Regions from separate parts of the Homo sapiens genome. Here all the other regions are linked to region 2. A link is an interaction called in ENCODE POLR2A ChIA-PET data of the cell type or tissue named here. Cell type or tissue: OCI-LY7. All regions are shown on one strand.

Region 1 (4,000 bases), 120 kb after region 2:
GTAGGCAATCTGCTTTGAAATCTTCTTCTAGTATGACTGTCGGTTCAGATTGAGACATACAAAAATGAAGTTCTTGCCTGGCTTCGTCACTTCGTGACCTCAGTCACCAGAATCTGAATAACTTTGGGTATTTGGAAAAAATCAGATCCTCTCTTGAAAGACAAAGATTTGGGGATCTGAAGGTAGTTGCAAAACAGGCAATTGCTCAAATCTTTTGTGAAAATATGGCAGTGTCTTTACCATGTTCTCACCTAAGATAAGAATTTATATTTTATTTTTGTATATCTGTGATAGCATTGGACTAGCAGCTCCTTGATGTTGAAGCTTGAGCCTCATTGGTCCCTGGGGAACAGTGACATACTGCCTTTGGAACAGGATCATAAAAGCAGCAGAGTTAGTGGTAAGCCCTAAATCTTCCAGAGGAGGGAGTCAGTTCGCCAACTCCAGTTTCTGCTAGCCTGAGATACTCATCATGGCACACATAAAAAATGATTATAATTGTATGGCAGACTAGAGCCAGGCCCTCCTTGGTTCCTTGGAAGCTGTGGAGTGGGGGAATGGGTCACAATTTCAGCACATCTGTAATCCATTCTTGGCACACTGTTTGGAAATCTTTGCCCTAGAGAAAAGGAATATGTTACTCTGTTTAATACCTTCTGTTTGTTTAGCATGTAATAATTTACAAAGCACTTTCACATACATCCTCATTTTATTTTTACTCCAGCCATACCAAATAGGTAGAGCAGATAACATCACCACATTAGAAATAAAGAAATTGAGATTTAGGTAAAGTGCTTTGTCCAGGGTCACATACCTAAAAAGGGATGGATCAGGAATTTATACCCTCAGTGGAAAGAGCCCCTGGGTTTAAGCCCGTGATCTGTAATCTCTAAAATGGCCAGGACCTTATCTGTTTTGTTTCAGTGCTATATATTGCCCAGGGTGGTCTTGAACTCCTGGGCTCAAGCGATCTTCCCGCCTTGGCCTCCCAAAGTGCTGGGATAACAGGCATGAACCACTGCATCCAGCATAAGTATTATAAATTCTTGAAATAAAGATTCAAGTAATAAGCAGAAAATGGAAAGGATGTTTTTTCTATTCCTCTAATCTCTCCACCCACCACACCTCTCTCCCAGTTAATTTGAAAAGTAGGTATTGGGGAATCAGATGAAATATATGAGAAAGCTGTAAACCTGCACTGTCTAATGCCAGGGATGCTAGCCACATGTAGCTATTTAAGTTAGTTAAAATTAAATACAATAAAAGATTCAGTTCCTCATTGTACCAGCCACATTTCAGTGTCAGTATCATATGTGGCTGGTGGCTACTTTATTGGACAGTGCAAATTTAGAACATTTCCAACAACATTGGCCAGCCCTGATAAAACTTTAAAATGCGACATGATATGATGTGATACATAATTCCTATATTGTTGAACCACGAGTTTAAAAATCTGCTACCCATGGTGCCTAGCAGTTTTTGTTTTAGCTGATGAAATGTTATTGCCATGTTCTCTCTCAGCTTTTTGTTTTAACTAAATCCAGATGGTCAAAGTCTAAGTCTAACATTTTTCTTGGATATTTGGGGATTATAGTTAGCTGCTTTTCTAGGATAAAGATGTCAGCTTCATTAAGGGCATGAGTGTTTTCTGTCTGCTTTGAGCTGTAGATCTGTATGTCTTGCTGTCTTGTTGACATCCTTTCTTGAATATCTTAAAGGTATCTCAAATCCAGTATGTCTAAAATGAAACTGATTTCCCCTTCCCTCCCTACAAAACTGCACAACGTTGGTTCTTTCTTTGTTCCTTTTTTCAGTGAATGACACAATTATCTTTTCATTGTAAAATCCAGAAAACTAGAAGTGATCCTTAATTCCCTCTCCCTGATAGATCCAATGATTGAACAAGTTTTTAAAGTCTTACTTTCTACATGACTCTTGAATTTTTCTATTTCTTCCTGTTTCCACTACTGCCACTTCATCTTGCCTGAAACTTTTACAATAGCCTCCATTCTTATCTGTCCTCTCTAATTCATTACCCATCTTGAAGGCACAGTGATTTATTTTGAAACACACATTGGATTATCACTCTCCTTCTTCCTCCCCCAGTGCTTTTATGGCTTTCCATTGCTTCTAGGATCAAAATAAAACTGCTTAACAGCCTTTAGCTCTCCAGACTCATCTTGTACCATGTTCTGCATAACTCTCCAGTTCAACCATGCTGGCCTTCTTTAGTCCTTTGTATGCACCTTGCTCCCTGCCATTTTTGCAAGGCTTTTGTACATGCTTTTCTCTCTGTCTGGACCATTCTTTCTTTACTTTCATTTCATTTCACTTGTTAGTTCCTAGTCATCCTTCACACCTCAGCTGAAGTTTTGCATCCTTAGAGAATATGCTCACTTCCCACATTAAGGTAATAGCATCATACATTTCCCGCAGTTTGCAATTTACATTTATTCATGTGACTGTAAGATTTTCTTTCTGTTCAGTGGCCTATAAACTTCATGAAGGTAAGGTCCATATCTTGTTTTCTTTTTTGGCTCATTTTTGAATCCCTAGAACCTAGCTCAGTACCTGACACCTAAATTTGACTCATTAAATTTCCAAGTTAATGGTATTAAGGATTTCAGTTCATCGAGTTTTGTAATACAAGAATTTGAATATGAATTTTTATAAAAATAGTGTTAAAATGGTAGTACAGTTTGAACATTCCTAATCCAAAAACTTGAAATCCAAAATGCTGCAAAATTCAAAACTTTTTTGAGCCCAACATGATGCTACAAGTACATAATTCTACACCCAACTTTATGTGATGAATCAAAGTCAGAATGCAGGTGTACAACAGTTTCTCCAAGAGAAAAAAGACCTGCCTAGCCCCCTTCAGCTGCCATATATCTTTTCCTCACACAGCCAGATGCACCTACGCAAGCATGCCCGCAAAGGGCAATACAATGCCATGTGTATGTGTAAGAAATGATTGGTTATACGTAGCATATAAATTCAGAGACGGGAATGATAGTGATGTCAAACAACCACAGACTGTCCACATGAGTGGCTGAGATAGTGACACCTTTGCTTTTGGATGGTACAGTGTATACAAACTTTGTTTCATGCAAAAAATTATTAAAAGTATTATATAAAATTACCTTCAAGCTATGTGTATAAGGTGTATATGAAATGTAAATGAATTTTGTGTTTACACTTGGGTCCCTTCCTGAAGATACCTCATTATGCATATGGAAATATTCCAAATGCCAAAAAAATCTGAAATCCAAAACATTTCTAGTCTCAAACATTTTGGAAAAGGGATAATCAACCTGTAATTAAATTTTCAGTTTGACTATTTCTTTCAAGTGTATGGAAATAAATTATTAGGCCGGGCACAGTGGCTCACGCCTGTAATCCCAGCACTTTGGGTGGCCGAGGTGGGTGGATCACTTGAGGTTGGGAGTTCAAGACCAGCCTGGCCAACATGGTGAAACCCTGTCTCTACTAAAAAATATACATATACAGATTAGCTGGGCGTGGTGACCTGCACCTGTAATTCCAGCTACTTGGGAGGTTGAGGTGGAAGATCGTTTGAACCTGGGAGGCAGAGGTTGCAGTGAGCCGAGATCGTGCCTCTGCACTCCAGCCTGGGCGACAGCAAGACTCCGTCTCAAAACAAAAAATGTGTTATTAGTAGCTATATAAAATATAGCAATATAGCACAGTATTCTTACACTATTTTGTAATAGACCCTTTTATTTTTGGATGGTTTTAGTTTTACAGAATTACTGTGAAGATAGAATAGAGCTTCCCATACCCACTTTCCCCTATTATAAGATAGGCTGTGCACAGTGGCTCATGCCAGTAATCCTAGCACTTTGGGAGGTCAAGGCAGGTGGATTGCTTCAGCTCAGGAGTTCAAGACCAGCCTGGGCAACATGGTGAAACCCCATCTCTACCAAAAATACAAAAAATTAGCTGGGCATGGTGGTGCCCATCTGTGATCTCAGCTACT
Region 2 (4,000 bases):
CCTTGTAAATGGGAAGAAATGTTTGAGGTAACGCCTGGCAGCCCCAACAGCTGGGCAGCACAGTGTCCCCATTATCCCTGCTCAGGGCATTATCACTAAATGGAAATGACTCTGCTTCTCCAGGAAGCAAACTAGCTAACTTCTCTTTTTCTGAAAGTGAAACAAATGTGCAACCAACACATACGTGCACTGTTTACAATAGCAAAGACATGGAACCAACCCAAATGCCCATCAATGATAGACTGGATAAAGAAAATGTGGTACATATACACCGTGGAATACTATGCAACCATAAAAAAGAATGAGATCAGGCCCTTTGCAAGGACATGGATGAAACTGGAAGCCATCATTCGCAGCAAACTAACACAGGAACAGAAAACCAAACACCACATGTTCTCACTCATAAGTGGGAGTTGAACAATGACAATACATGGACACAGGGAGGGGAACAACACACACTGGGGCCTGTCGTGGCGGGGGGGTACAAGGGGAGGGAGAGCATTAGGACAAATACCTAATACATGCAGGGCTTAAAACCTATATGATGGGTTGATAGGTGTAGCAAACCGCCATGGCACACATATACCTATGTAACAAACCTGCACACTGGAATTTAAAGTAAAATTTTTTTAAAGCTTAATTAATAAACACAAAAATATGTTATAAAACTGCAACCAAGCTCTAGCTTTTAAAGTTAGAAGAAGAAAGTATTATAAACTTACTGAAAGACTGTCACATTAGTAATACAATGTGAAATAAAACAATGACAAGAGAATGCTACTAAACTCAGGATGTCATGAAGTATGTTGGACCACAGTCAGATGCCCCATTCTTTCATTTGTCAATTATGTGAACTCCATGTGCAAATTATTTAAACAATTTTATAGTTAAGATGGTAAAATGAAAGAAAACATGTCAGATGTCAAGCCCTCAAACTCTTCCCTGCGTTGTGGAGTAACTGACATGTTTGAATTTCAGGATGATCAAGAAATCACACCCAAAAGCCTGACTCCTTTTCATTCTCCTGTATATAATGAAGAGCCTGATTAGCATTAGAAGAAGGAGAGAAAAACAAACCAGGAAGTCTTCCAGTGGTTCTCAGCCTAGTCTGCCCATAGAATCACTGAGGCATCTTTCAATAACCTGATGCCCACACCATACCCCAAACTCAGTTACATCAAAATACCTGAGGGTGCAGCTTCTAGGGAGAACGAAGCAGGAGGATCACTTGAGTCCAGTCCAAGGCTGAATGAGCTATGATCACACCAGTGCACTCTAGCCTGGGTAATCGAGCAAGACCCTGTTCTAAATATCGATCAATCTAAATATTTAGGGGTAGAACCCAGGTCTCAATAATTTTTACAGTTCTCCTTGTGGCTCCAGGACGCAGCTGAAGTTGTGTCTCACTTCTCTAGACCCTGCCCACTTCTGGCCTCCCCTGAGCCACACCAGATCATTCCCTGTCTTGTTCTCTATGGTCCTCGGTGAATTTGAGAAAAATTAGAGGTCAAGGAGTTGGATGCCAAAGGCTTGCCTAGCAGCTGCCAACTCTATCACCAGAATACAATAGCTTAAAAATCATCACTGAAGTCTCAAGAACCTGGAAGAGTCTAGCTAGGATATGAGAGAGGGCTGTGACAATCACACCTTCCTGAATAAGCCTGAATTAGAGAGATGCATGCCAGGGTTTAAACCCTGCATATCCAGAAAATGTTATGGCTAATAGAAGAGCTATCAGCAATAGCTTTAATTGGTGCTTTAAGACAGCGGTCCTCAAACCTTAGTGTGTATTGGAAACACCTACAGCCCTTCTTAAAACACAGATTGTTGGGCGTAGTCTTACAGTTTCTGATGTAATAGGTCTGGGAGGGGGCCCAAGAATTTGCTTTTTTTTTTTTTTTTTGAGACAGGGTCTCACTTGGTTGCCCAGCCTGGAGTGCAGTGGTATGAACATGGCTCACTGCAGCCTTGCACTCCTGGGCTCAAGCAAACCTCCCACCTCAGCCCACCAAGTAGGTGGGACTACAGACGTGCGCCACCACGCCTGACTAATTTTTGCATTTTCTGTAGAAACAGGGAGTCTCACTTTGTTACCCAGGCTGGTCTCCAACTACTGGGCTCAAGCGATCCTGCTTCAGCCTCCCAAAGTGCCAGGATTACAGGCATGAGCCACCAAGTCCTACCAGAATTTGCATTTTCAACAAGTAATCAGGTTGTGCTGATGCTGCTGGTCTGCAGGGCATACTGGTTGAAGTTGCTCAAACAATCTCATTTAGTTGTGGCTAATTATCAGTCACACCTGTTGTTGTTCTCCACATTTGCTGTGCATCAGCGTCACCTGGGAAGTTTTCAAGCCCTAACCAAATTAGTTATTTGAGACTATCTGGGGGCGTGGCCTGGGTAACAGTATTTCTTAAAAGCTCCCCAAATAACTCTAGTAAGTATGTATGTTAGGTTGAGAATGACTGAGTTAAATAATAACTGAGTGGACTTTATTTTAATTTGCCATTGTTCGTGAAGACAGTCATTAGTTTTAAATGTGATTAGACAACCCTCCACAGAAGCCTTTGGGAACAAAATTAAATTTTGTAGAGACAGGGAGTCTCACTTTGTTACCCAGGCTGGTCTCAAATTACTGGGCTCAAGCAATCCTCCTGCTTCAGCCTCTCAAAGTGCCAGGATTACAGGTATGAGCCACCAAGTCCTACCAGAATTTGCATTTTGGAGTATGCACCATTAAACAGTTTAACTCTTCAGTTGATCTCTTTTTAAAAATCAATTGTTCAGCATCTGTGGAATCTGATTGTGATGTGGTCAGGGACAGAATGGGACTAAAATGAGAATAACCATGCCAGACTCTTCAGGACACAACCTGGCTATGGGAGGCTGATTGTGTTTGCATGGAGACACTAACTCCAAGTGGATGGATGACACCACTGGGACACTGTTGCTCATGGACCACAGACAGTGGCGCTGGGACACCAATGCTCAGACTATAGATGGTGGTGATGGGACACCATTGCTCATGGACTGCAGACAGTGCTACGAGGACACCGATGCTCATGGACTACAGATGCTGCTCTGAAGTGCTCTGCACTTTACTTTTCTCTAGTTCATTTCCAAACGGTACTAACTTATTATTTATTATCTGGAATTACTTCATTTGTGTACTTCTCTGCCATCTGTCTCCTTCACTGTTTTGTACGTATCCCCAGCACCTGCAACCCCATCTGCTGTGTGTGGAAGGAATGACTGAAGGAAATGTCCAATAGGCCTGGTGGGCCTGTGGTGAAATTGCCAGTCACGCTCTCACCTTTTTCTCCAGAGTCTGATCTCCTCCTTCCCCTAACAACTTCCTTTCTGTCATACATACACGGTGTATCTCTAGTCACAAAGAAAGACAAATCTAAAGTGGTTTTCCTTCAAAAAGCTATCTAAATTTTTCGAACATACAAGGGAATGGAGGAATTGCTTAATAACAACTTATGCATCCTAAATAATGAGACTTCATGTTTATAGTTTTTTTTTTGTCAGGAGCAATGAGGGTGGTTCATGCATTTGCCCCCACGTAAAGGTCAGGTGACTTGATTCTCTCTGGGAGCAGGACTCGAGAAGAGGAGGGATTGCTGTTTTCTTATAAGCTCAGTTGTTCTACATATTTGCCAATTTTATTAAGTGAAAGCCTTCACCTAATATGTTTTTTCTGACTAATTTACTTGAAGAAGTTATGGACAGAGTAAATAGGTGGTTGAACAGATACAAGGCAGAAGCATTGAAGATTAATGGCAGCTTGTAAGTGCAGAAAGGTATTTGAGATCATCAAGCAATGCCTGTGTTTTGTACACTTTTTCTCTTCAGCCACCAGATAACTAGAGGTGATGATGCCTTGCATCGAAAGAACATAAAGAAAGGATTCTTTTTTCTGGTTTTGAGGAGGTTGTCTGGTAAAACACTTTCAGCCAGTAGTCTGCTCTGGGAAATTACTCGTTAGGGTTTGTTG
Region 3 (4,000 bases), 190 kb before region 2:
ACAAAGAATAATCTAAACAGGAAATGCATAGACCCTGACCACAGTATTTGGTTCATGTTGGCATGTTGCAGCAAACAGGACCTAAATACAAGGAGGAGTCAAGCAATGGATGGCTAAAGAACAAATCTGTATTAGTGTTTTCACAAAAAAGAAATACTACAAAATCTCAAGTAGGGGAAATCCTGTTTTATTCATAAAGTATTAGCATTCCTGCTCACTAAAACCATTTCTTTCCTTGAACTCTTAATAATAAGGCTGTACACTGAAAGAATCTCTGGACACAACATAAAGAACAAGAGAGAAAAGGATTGGAATAGGTTTAAGGAGACAAAAATTCTAGTAACCAAGTAAAATTTAAAATATTAATTATAACTATAATTTACACTCACTATTGTAAATGTCATTCATGTAGCATATGTGTAAACTTAAGTAACACGCAAAATATTTAACATGGAGAATATTTACTTACCAAATATTTAGATAGCCTTTTTAAAATCCTGCTGGTGGTTGAGATTCCCTATATAATAAAATTTTTTAAAAAAGAAGATGAAACCATTTTCAACTTCAGAGTTACACCTACTCTGTAATGTCTACCTAAGAATTCCATTTAATGACGGTAATTTGTTTCAGTAAAACAGTTTAAAATCCAAACCATATGCTAAAACTTTGGTATATTATACATATGAAACAATTTTTTCATAGCCTTATAATTTAAATTTTATAGGTAATATATAGAGATGCTAATGAATTATAAAGACATTGGCTGAATTTACTAGACCATGTAAAGAATGAGCTCTATCACAACTTAGACAAAAAATTATAGATCAAGACCACGGCATGCTAACAATGTCTTAGGGAAGCATTCATGCATTCAGTTCTTCCTGACAATCAACATATAATGTAACACATTCTGGTATCTAGTTACCATCTTTTAAGTGGCACCTAGACAATCTAACTATAGAGTCTACTGAGTTAAAACAGAGCCAATAAAGTGGGAAAATATTTCACACAGTATTCATTCTATGTTTATTAAAAAATTAACATGAGGAAGCATTTAAAAATCCATCCTATGTTGGTACTTAAAAATTAAAATATTTTATGCATAACAAAAAGAAATGTATAATGGGCAAATCAATTTTACTATTTACAAAAGCTAGCGGTTAATAATTTTATAATAAACTTATAGTACAAATCCTTTGCATCAAGTCGAGTCCAATTTATTTCAAAAATCTAGAATAAAAAGCACTAAATAATATTTATGAAGCTCTTCTTGTCTGCCAGGCAATTTACTCTGTATTTGAAAAAGCATATACATACATTTTTTAATCACCTCATGCCTCACGGAGATTAAGTCATCTGCTTAAACATTGTAGCTGCATTTGATGATAAAACTCAGTATTTTTAAACTACCAGTATGACTCCTCAAAAACAAAACATAACAAATAAGACATAAAATGACATATTAAGTAAAACTGACTGCCTTCTCTAAAGTCAGGAATAAAGCTGTTTTTAAATTCCTCTTAAAGAATCTGCAGAGTAAAAATCACATATCATAACTAGCAGAAAATGTTGCCATACTAGAAATTATAATATCACATATAAAAATAAAAATGCTTTCTCATGAGTAAGCCACATCAATAGATTTTCTATGACTACTACTGTTAAAATCAAAATCAGTAAAATGAATAACATCTATCCACAAGCCACAGAAAAGGTGGGAAAAAAAATAAGATATATTAGAGACCTATATATATAAAATTTTAAATAATAAAGCTTATATAGTGACAAGATAAATACTGTCACGATATTTAGGCATAGATTTAATACACAGCACATAAAAAAACTGAATTTCATTACAAACAAACAATTTCATTACAATTACAGGGAGGGAAGGAAGGAGGGAAGGAAGGAGAGAAGGAAGGAGGGAAGGAGGGAAGGAAGGAAGGAAAAAGGGAAGGAAGGAGGGAAGGAAAGAGAGAAGGAAGGAGGGAAGGAAGGAGGGAAGCAGGGAGGGAAAGGGGGAGGGAAGGGGAAGGGAATGGGGAGGGAGGGAGGGAGGGAAGGATGGAAGGAAGGAAGGAGAGAGAAAGGAAGAGAGAAAGAGAGAGGGAAAGAGGGAAAGAGAGAAAGAAGGAAAGAAGGAAATGACTGGCGCAGTGGCTCACACCTGTAATCCCAGCATTTTGGGAGACCCAGGCAGGAGGACTGCTTGAGGCCAGGAGTCCGAGATTAGTGTGGGCAACATAGTGAGATTCTGTCTCTACAAAAAAATTTAAAAATTACCCAGGTGTGGTGGCACATACCTGCAGTCCCAGCTACTCAGAAGGCTGAAGCAGGAGGACTGCTTGAGCCCAAGAGTTCAAGGCCGCAATAAGCTATGATAAGGCCACTGCACTCCAGCCTGGGTGACAGAGTGAGACCCTGTCTCTTAAAAAATAAAATAAAATTTAAATAAATTAAAAATGAAAATGCAAGCTACAGTGTAGGAGAAAATATCAGCAATGCACATGTTCCACTAAAGACTCATACCCAAAATATATTCTTTAAAAATACTTCAACTCAACAAAAAAAACAAACCGATTTTTAAGATAGGCTAAAGACCAAACAAAACTTCACAAAGACATACTACTACCCTCCAAAATGACTAACTTTTATCTAAAAAAAGACAATACCAAGTGTAAGCAAAAATCTGTAGCAACTGACATTCTAAAATACTGCAGGTAAAAATGTATAATAATATAATACAAACAGTATGGGAAACTGTTCGGAAGTGTCTACTAAGCTGAAGATAAACCCAAAGACTAAGTGATACTACCCCTGAGCATACACTCAATGGAAATGTGTACATATATGCACAAAAAAATATGTACGAGAATTATCACAGCAGCACTATTTGTAAGAACCCAAAATTGATATAATTTGAATGTCCATCAGCAGAAGGGAGAAATAAACTAAGGATATTCACACAATGAAACCCTAAGCCTCAGTGAAAATGAAAAATGCTGTAAGCCAAATATCCATCTCAAAAACATACTGCTGTGGGAAAGAAGCCAGTTTGAAAAAACTTATAAATCATATAGTCTTATATACTTTATGATTTATAAAAATTCAAAAAAAAGCCAAGCTAATCTCTAATTACAAAGTCAGAATATTAATTACCTTTCATGTAAAGGAATATGACAGATACAGGGAAGCTCCTGAGAAGCTGATATCTTGATCTGGGTTGTGGTTACAAAAGTGTGTTCATTTTGTAAAGTTCATCAATATAAAAAGCTCATATATACTTTGTGTATGTAAATTATACAATTTTTAAGTTTTTCTAATCAAAGATGAAAAATTACCTCTCAATAACTTTAAGCCATCACACTAATTTACTAATTAAAAAATCTGAATCTCCTAATAATGTATTTCAATTTATTTCTATTTATTATATAAAGGTAAATTAAATATCTCTGGTCATTTTATATAAATATGTTTAAGAGTAGTTTCAATATAAATTTTACCAGCAAGGGATTCCTTATTATTTTCTACTAATGATAAAAAAAATTTCCCGTAAAATCTTGCTAATGCCCAGCCTGGCAACATAGGGAGACCCCGTCTCTATGAAAAATACATCTTTTTACTTAGCTGGGTGTGGTGATGTACACCTGTAGTCCCAGCTACTCAGGAGGCTGAGGTGGGAAGATAGCATGAGCCCAGGAGGTGAAGGCTACAGTGAGCAGTGACCTGCACTGCACTCCAGGCTGGGCGACAGAGCAAGACTGTCTCCAAAAACAAAAACAAAAACAAAAGTCTTGCTAATGCTTTCCTAGACAGACTCAAGTTAAATTTACAAATATGTAATTCTGCACACATTTTAAAAGCATTAATAGTTTAGTAAGATGTTGATTTCAAAAGCAACCAGATAGCCAAGCCAGGCATTCATAAAAACTTTAAAGCAAAGTACTCGGCCCTGTTGCTTAGAAAATCTTACATTTTTTAAAGCAGTACCTTTGGAATC

The links. ChIA-PET counts read pairs that join two places held together with the same protein. Peaks named below come from ENCODE experiments on the same cell type or tissue, not always from the same donor. Only the 100,000 strongest peaks of a DNase experiment are listed, where the experiment ranks them.
Region 1: POLR2A ChIA-PET joins it to region 2 with 11 read pairs; 8 of 35 experiments call an interaction of 5 or more read pairs at or near these places.
Region 3: POLR2A ChIA-PET joins it to region 2 with 10 read pairs; 2 of 35 experiments call an interaction of 5 or more read pairs at or near these places.

What each region holds. Positions count from the first base shown.
Region 1 is chr4:152,784,573-152,788,572 of GRCh38, forward strand. All of the region lies in intron 1 of ARFIP1 (ARF interacting protein 1), which reads left to right. Among named protein-coding and RNA genes, the nearest start is that of ARFIP1, 6.6 kb to the left of the region's middle. In OCI-LY7, a CTCF peak has its summit at 447; no DNase peak of the experiment used is centred here; H3K4me3 peaks cover 692 bases.
Region 2 is chr4:152,663,903-152,667,902 of GRCh38, forward strand. The region is part of intron 1 of TMEM154 (transmembrane protein 154); the gene reads right to left. Among named protein-coding and RNA genes, the nearest start is that of TMEM154, 14 kb to the right of the region's middle. RefSeq lists a silencer at 2,027-2,086. In OCI-LY7, CTCF peaks have their summits at 3,200 and 3,399; DNase peaks (open chromatin) are centred at 89, 1,979, 2,329 and 3,269; H3K4me3 peaks cover 3,953 bases; H3K27ac peaks cover 4,000 bases.
Region 3 is chr4:152,469,472-152,473,471 of GRCh38, forward strand. The region is part of intron 2 of FBXW7 (F-box and WD repeat domain containing 7); the gene reads right to left. Among named protein-coding and RNA genes, the nearest start is that of MIR3140, 18 kb to the right of the region's middle. In OCI-LY7, no CTCF peak of the experiment used is centred here; no DNase peak of the experiment used is centred here.